2 separate regions of the Homo sapiens genome follow, and region 1 is linked to region 2. Evidence: chromatin contacts called from ENCODE Hi-C data. All regions are on one chromosome and are shown on one strand. Each heading gives the region's core, a stretch centred on a gene start or an enhancer-like site at or near the end of the contact. The rest is flanking DNA. Distances are from core to core; before and after follow the strand shown.

Region 1 (3,966 bases), core at 303-2,802, 670 kb after region 2:
TTCTGGCTCATCTGAGTAGGTGATTTCACAACGGTACACAGACAGCTATCAAGGAGAATCAGGTATTAAGTCTCCTAACTCTAGCTAATAATGCATTGACCCAGTGTCCAGGAGGCTGCCTGGGGTGTAACAGATGTTCAATAATTCAATACGTGCTTTTTGAATGAGCGAATGAATGAATGACTTCTAAAATGATGTTATTTCCACTTTTCTAGAAAAACAATGTCTGGAATCCACGGAGATTAAAAAAATAATAAAAAACAGAATGTCAAAAGGTGGAAAAATACTTTCAACCCCCTCATTTTACAGGTAAACCACCAACACAAATTTATACATTTGAACTAATCCTATCTGTAAACAGAATCCAACGGATGAAATTATCCACAGCCAAAATGAAGGTTGAAATTTATGCAAACATGGCAGTAGTCTGACTAACCTGAATCACACCAACTCTCCCAAATACCAAGGAAGACTCCAGAAGCTCGGAGTTTCATGTGTGTTGTTCTTTGACCTACAGAATACACAGATCTTTCGGTTTGGCCTCTCTCATACGAAACCCTAAGCACTTGAGGTTCATGAAAAAAATTCAACACTGATTAACTTTGGCACTTTTCATTAGTTGTTTTTTTTTTTTTTTTTAAACAGCTTTGCATACCACAATATCCATCTGTTTTACGTGTACAACCAAATTTTTTTTTTTTTTTTTTTTTCAGACGGAGTCTTGTTCTGTTGCCCAGGCTGGAGTGCAGTGGCGCGATCTCGGTTCACTGCAACCTCCACCTCCTGGGCTCAAGCGATCCTCGTGTCTCAGCCTCCCAAGTAGCGTGTGCCACCACGCCCGGCTAATCTTTGTATTTTTAGTAGAGATGGGGGTTTCACCATGCTGGCCAGGCTGGTCTCGAACTCCTGACCTCAAGTGATCTGCCCGCCTTGGCCTCCCAAAGGTTTGGGATTACAGGCATGAGCCACCGTGCCCGGCTGTTTTTTTAAAATTAGTAAATGTTCAGAGTTGTGCAACCATCCCCAGGTTTGGTCTTTCATCAGAGTTTCTGAGGTTTAAGACAGTTTCCATCCACTGTGAAATATAAGCCAAAAAAAAAAGTTCTGTAATAACCTTTAGCGGTCTCAGAAATGCATAATGATGGCAGTCGATACTGAAATCCAGGCAGTACAGAATTTTATTTTCCCAAAATTCTGGAACTCAGGACCGAGAACATTTTGCTGCTGTATTAAAGCCCAGAAAACTGAAATCAGAGGATTTCATATAATAATCTACCTATGCTTCTTACCCTTCAGTACTTTCTCGTTTTGGAACCACAGCGCGTCAGTGGGCGCGGCCTCATTCTCGGGAAAACTCGGCGGTGGGAGGAGTCCCCTCCGGGAGAGCTTCCTGAAGGGGGCGAGGGCTGACTTCCGTAATCTTTCGGAAGAGGCGGAGTCTTCTTCCGAGGACCATTCGGAAGAGGCGGAGTCTTCTTCCGAGGACCATTCGGAAGAAGGCGGAGCCTACCTCTCATCAGGACCAGTCTGACTGCACCTGCATCCTTAGCTCAGCGCATCCCCGGAGCATCTTAAGAGCTGAGCGCAGCTGACAACTAGGGGCCGGACCGTCGCAGGAGGCGTCCGCTGGATACCTTCCCCCTTCCCTGACCTAGAGCTCTACAGCTGCTGCCTCGGTACTGACCGAGGGTTCCCAGAGCTGTCTCACCATTGCAAAAACGTTATAGCAACAGCCTCTGATTACGACATGGCTGAGATCACCAATATCCGACCTAGCTTTGGTAAGTAGACTCGGGAAAACTAAGCTTGAGGTGGTCAGAATGGTTGCAAGGCCAAGGGGGCCCAGCGGCAGGGCAGAGAATGCAGCCCAGACCAGAGCCTTCAAAATGCCAGCCCCACTAAAATCGGGCCTGTGGTGGTGGGTAGTGGGTAGTGGGCAGTTGACAGTGCATGAACTTGAGCTATGGGCTGCAGGGACTGGCAGGGCCTGAGCCACACCGAGGGTGGGGAAGTCCAGGATGCTAAAACCTTGTATGGTGCACTGTCAGCACTGCTGGAGGTGAGAAACAGCAAGCGTGCGGAGGATGTGAACCCCTCCTTCTGGGGGAGGAGAGGTGGGGTAGGCCAAGCCCTCCCCCTTGGGGCACACAGGGCGGTGCCCCTTCCTCCCCCTCCCATTCCTAAGGGCTGCGGGGGAGGGAAGTGACAAGGGGGATGGGGCATCAAGATGGCAGCTTGGAGACTGTGGGCCGTGTGGCTGGCAGCCAGGGGAGGCGGCGGCCTCTGGGGAAAGAGGGGTGCGGGGTGGGGAGCAAAAAGGAAGCCACTCCTTAAGCCGGTCAGCTGGATGCTGGGGCTAGGAGGAAACGTGAGCCCTGCAAGCTCCATTCCGCATCGTAATGGTGGGGTCCCTCCGATGCTACCAAATGGCGCTTGGCGCTGCTGGGCTGGGGGATGACGTGATGTCTATTTCTGGGCCTCCTGGCAGCGCCGACGCTCTCCTTCCGGGGCCTTTGTTCCCTGTTTCCCTGGGCCGCCTTTTCAAAAAGGGGGACTGACCAGCGTTGATGCTGGCGGGGGCGCGATCCAGGCCGGAGGGGGAGGGGCGAAAGAGGCCCAGCCCGGGGGAGGCCGCTTTGTGTACCGCAGAAAGCATTACGTCATTTCAGAGCGGCTGGTCCCCGACCCAGCCCTGTGGGCTCCAAGATTAGTTTTACACTCTCTGGAGCAGAAAGTGGAGTGGAAAATAGGGAAGAAGGTGGCAAAGACAAGCTTGAGAAGGAAGTTTTTTCCTCTTTGGGGACTCCTGCAGTATATGCTAAAGGAGCAAACTTCCTGTGTTATGCTTTCCTGATCAAATAAATAAAATATAATTGCCCTGCTTCTCCTTGATTCAGTTTAGATGGGGGAAGCCAGTGAGAGTTGCTGCCAAAGAACCTTCTTATTCCTTCAGGGATTCTATCCCTCAGACAATCCAGTAGGTTTGAGCATCGGGACTCCAGTTTTTAGGGTGGAGACACAATCCAGCTAGGAAATGGCTTTTCTCATTCCTGAATAAGAGGTACAGTGAAATGAGCAGAATCCAGTGTGCTCTATCCCCTCAGAATAAGGAAGAAGAAATCAAATCAGATGTGTTCAGATAACTGATCTTCACACTCATTAACTACTTGTTCTCACTTATTCCACAAGGCTAAATCTTGATGGTATTTTTTCTTCCACTTCACCTTCCGCATCTTTATTCTTTGAGTTCTAAGTTTCCAAAACAAAAGTCCCTTTCATGATCACATGAGCAATCCATGATTTCTTCCTGTTCTTTTTCTTCTTATTCCCTTCCAACAGATTCCTTTCTCTAACTGCAGTTCCAGAATCCTTGAAAAAAGGAGATGGTGTGGAACATAATATAGTGATTTCTCTTAGAGGGACTATTATTGGGAAAGGGAAAATAAATTATATCAGCCTGTTACATACTACATTTTATTTAATCCTAACAAATACCCTCGAGTGTATGTATTATTATATATACTTGCCAGACAAGGAAACCAAAGCTCAGAAATAAAATAACTTGGCTAAAGCCAAACAAATGACTAAAGGTAGCACTAGTTTGTTTTTGTTTTTGTTTTTGAGACGGAGTTTCGATCTTGTTGCCCAGGTTGGAGTGCAATGGCGTGATCTTGGCCCACCACAACCTCTGCCTCCTGGGTTCAAGCGATTATCCTGCCTCAGCCTCCCAAGTAGCTGGGATTACAGACAAGTGCCACCACACCCAGCTAATTTTGTATTTTTAGTAGAGATGGGGTTTCTCCATGTTGGTCAGGCTGGTCTTGAACTCCCGACCTCAGGTGATCTGCCTACCTTGGCCTCCCAAAGTCCTGGGATTACAGGTGTGAGCCACTGCACCTGGCCAATGCTAGGATTTAAACCAATGTCTGGCTGAAGCCAAAATTTATTCTCATTCCATTGTATTAT
Region 2 (3,655 bases), core at 1-2,500:
GGGACCGACCTGGTGTCCGGGGCCGAGGTGACACCGTGGGCTGCGGGCGCGGTGGAGCCCGGGGCGGACCTGGTGTCCGGGGCCGAGGTGACACCGTGGGCTGGGGGGGCGGTGGAGCCCGGGGCGGGCCTGGTGTCCGGGGCCGAGGTGACACCGTGGGCTGGGGGGGCGGTGGAGCCCGGGGCCGGCCTGGTGTCCGGGGCCGAGGTGACACCGTGGGCTTGGGGGGCGGTGGAGCCCGGGGCCGGCCTGGTGTCCGGGGCCGAGGTGACACCGTGGGCTGGGGGGGCGGTGGAGCCCGGGGCTGGCTTGTTGTCCGGGGCTGAGGTGACATCGTGGGCTGGCGGGGTGGTGGAGCCCAGGGCTGGCCTGGTGACTGGGACCGAGGTGACATCCTGTCCCCAGGTGGCAGCTGAACCTGAAGCTGGTTCCGTGGCCGGGGCCAGAGTGACATCCTGTCCCTGAGTGGTGGAGGAGCCTGAACCGGGGCTGTGGCTGGAGAGTACGCTGCTGGTCATACTCACAGCATTCTTCTCAGTAGAGCTGGGCACTGAACTTCTCTGGGTAGCCGAAGTCTCCTTTTCTCCACCTGGGGTAGAGCTTGCATGACCAGAACCCGTAACAACTGTTGCGGGTTTAGGGGCTGTGGTAGCTGTAAGAAGTTAAAGTCATAGGGTTGGGTCTTTATGAAGGAAAAATAAGAGCAAGAAGAAAATATAAGCTCTGGCCACCAGAGAAATAATACCAGGAGGACTGGGGAGTGGGCAGCCTCAGTAACCCCTGGGTTGGCCGCCTCCTTCCCTGCAGCAGCCTCCTTCTCTCTGCCCATAGGCCTTGGCTCATGGCCCCTGCATTTCTTCCCCTCTTAAGCCTTCCCTCTCCCTACTCTCTTCCCCCTAGACTTCTCTACAGGACATTTGCTTGCCCCTGGTACCCACTCTCAGGGTTGGGGGCAACTCTTCTCAGCCTGTCCTTAGCCTCTCCCTCCTTCTGGCACAGACAGGGCAGCCTCTGTCTGCAATTCTTACCTTAACTTCATGGTGCCATCTGCCAGGGAGCAAAACCCACAGAAAGACCACGAAGACCACCTAAGCAGGGCAGCCCACTCCCCACCTCGTGCCCCTCACCTGTAAGCACTGTGAGGAGCAGCAGCAGGAAGAAAGGAGACTGGGTGCCCGGTGTCATGGTGGTGGTGAAATGGGTGGGGAGGGGGCAGAACAGATTCAGGCAGGCGCTGGCTGCTTGAGAGGTGGAGCGGGCACAGGCGCCTACCGCTTTATACCGGTCCCCCCACTCCCCGCCCGCCCGCCCTAGGCACAGCCGGAGCAGGTGACAGGTGACAAAACCCCGCCCCCTCCCCTACCTCCTACCTCTTCCTCCTCCTCCCCAACCATTCCTGGGTAGGGTACAAGGGCTCTAATCGCTCAACCCCCTGACTACCCGTTTGTTCTCCAGCTGGCCTCCCCCTTTCACCAACCACTCCCTGGCTCCGGGGGAGGGGGGAGGGGCAGTCTGGAACTTGGGGCCCCTGGGCTCTAGTTTTAGCCTCAGGGCAACAACTAACGTGGGGATGGGGAACAAAGCCAGCTAGGTCGAGGTCCTGTACAGCAAGGTCGGGAAGCCCACCCCTAGGTCTCCCACTCCACTTCCCCGCCCTCCCCGGGTCCACTGAAGCAGAGCGGGGCCGAGAAATAAGAGGGCTGGATAATGAGTGGACTAGGTGCTAGTTTTGGGCTCCCTCCCCCCACCACTTCCCGGAATAGCCCCACCCTTCTAACCGCTCCCTGTCCCGTTCCACACGCAGTTCTACCCTGAAACCCACAGTCCCCGCCCCAGCCGGACTTTCCAGCAGCCTGGGTTCCCTCCTTGGAGAAAGCCAAGGAGGGAGTGGGGGAAGAAATTTCCACTTAAGGGAGTAAACCTGGGCTCCGATGAACCCTAGGGTCCTTCCTTGCCACTCTCCACCACTGGCCAGGAGCTCCTCCCGCCCTCTAGTGGTCACCGGGAGCCTTGCGGGGCTGGGCCGCGCAAGCTGAGGGGCCGCTCGGACCGGGCGGAGAGGAGTAAGGGCAGCGCTGCCTAAGTGAGGCAGCGAGAGCCCGCGAGAGGGAAGCAGGGCCCGGGAGAGAAGGGTCACTGCCGTGGCCAGGGAGGGAGGAACGCACAGCATGGTGGACGGCTGGGAGCTTTAGGAGGGGGCACTCCGGGACGCGTGGTGGTGGCGTCTGGAGGAAATGGAGCTAAGCGGGTGGGGTCCTGAGGTATGTGGAAGGGGCACCGAGGTATGTGGGAGAGGACGTTGGAACGTGGGCGGGGGAGTTGGACACGTTCTGTGTGGGCCGTTATGTACTTAAGAGGCAGATCGGGCGTGGCACGGTGGCTCACGCCCGTAATCCCAACACTTTGGAAGGCCGAGGCGAGTGGATCACAAGGTCAGGGGTTCAAGACCAGCCTGGCCAAGATGGTGAAACCTCGTCTCTACTAAAAACTACAAAAATTAGCCGAGCGTGGTGGCGGGCGCTGTAACCCCAGCTACTCAGGAGGCTGAGGCAGGAGAATCGCTTGAACCCGGGAGGCGGAGGTTGCAGTGAGCCGAGATCGCGCCATTGCACTCCAGCCTGGGCGACAGAGCAAGACTCCGTCTCAAAACAAAAAAGGGGGGGGCAGAGAGTAGGTGGGGTGACAGAATGGGATTTACGGACACAGAACTATCCTTTGGGGAGCAGAGTGGTATTGGGGACAGGTAGGCACGTAGCGGGGGGCAAAAGCACACGTGAGGTGCGTAATGCGCGACAGCCAAGAGGTGTGTGCGGCAGCAGTGCACGAGGGGAGGAAGCTATCCCAGGCCGCGGCAGCACGTGGAACTTGGGTCCCGCAGTCGCAGGCTGCGCTCTAGGCCGACGGAAGCAGTTCCGCCTGTATTCAGAAAACAGTTCTCAGCCCCAAAGACACAGGTTGGAAAGAACACTTTAAAAACACTTCGGCGAGGCACGGGATTGGAGCGCATCAGATCAGCAGGCGAGAGACCACAGCTCTCGCCCGCGCGCCGCGCGGCGCCCGAGGCGCAGCTTTGTGTGCGGCGAGACCCTGGGGCAGGCGCTGGGCGGGGTGGGGACATCTGACGTCAGCGCGCCCGGGAGCGCGGGCCGGGGAGGCGGGGAGCCCCCCAACTCGCAGGCCGGAGAAAACACGAGTAGCTAGGTGGGCGGCCCCAAACCTCAACTCCCGGCATTGCCAAGCAACAGCCATTCAGTTCGGTTGCTGGGACACGCGTCACCATGGCGACGGCTCCGCGCCGCGCAGTCTGAGTACTTAAAGAGCAAGCGCGCGCAACGCCCGGGCGTCGGAAAGCGGCCTTCTGGGACTCCGCAAACTCCCGTTCTCCCTCCCCCCTCCCCCTTGCCATTCCCTTTGCCTTCCGGGCGCCAAGTCTCTCTGGCCTCCAAGGTGAACCCAACTCCCCAGCGCGCCCCGGGTTCCCGGGTCGGGCCGGCTTCAGGCGGTGGGGAGCGGGATCCCGGGCCCCGGGCGGGCGGGAGGGACGGGACGCGGTGCAGTGTTGTTTTTTCCCCCGCCAATATTGCACTCGTCCCGGCCTCCGGCCCCCCCGGCCCCCCGGCCTCCCCGCTACCCCTAGCGGGGCAGCCCCCGCCCT

Evidence for each region. Hi-C counts contacts between places; a loop is a spot of excess contacts on that map. Pooled maps may share reads with other maps.
Region 1: a loop to region 2 is called in a pooled map, with 13 times the contacts of the local background. The contact joins the promoter of SYT11 here to the promoter of MUC1 in region 2. A Hi-C loop is called at or near these places in 11 of 50 pooled maps.

What each region holds. Positions count from the first base shown.
Region 1 is chr1:155,858,015-155,861,980 of GRCh38, forward strand. It overlaps SYT11 (synaptotagmin 11), which reads left to right and starts at 1,553. Exons shown (of 4, transcript NM_152280.5): 1 at 1,553-1,781. The coding sequence starts at 1,748. It also overlaps a transcript of GON4L not described here. RefSeq lists enhancers at 1-153, 1,394-1,503, 1,694-1,793.
Region 2 is chr1:155,191,659-155,195,313 of GRCh38, forward strand. It overlaps MUC1 (mucin 1, cell surface associated), which reads right to left and starts at 1,251. Exons shown (of 12, transcript NM_001371720.2): 1 at 1,128-1,251; 2 at 1-652. The coding sequence starts at 1,185. THBS3-AS1 (THBS3 antisense RNA 1) reads left to right here and starts at 3,339. Exons shown (of 6, transcript NR_183238.1): 1 at 3,339-3,655. It overlaps MIR92B (microRNA 92b), which reads left to right and starts at 3,519; the gene lies at 3,519-3,614. RefSeq lists a silencer at 3,022-3,351.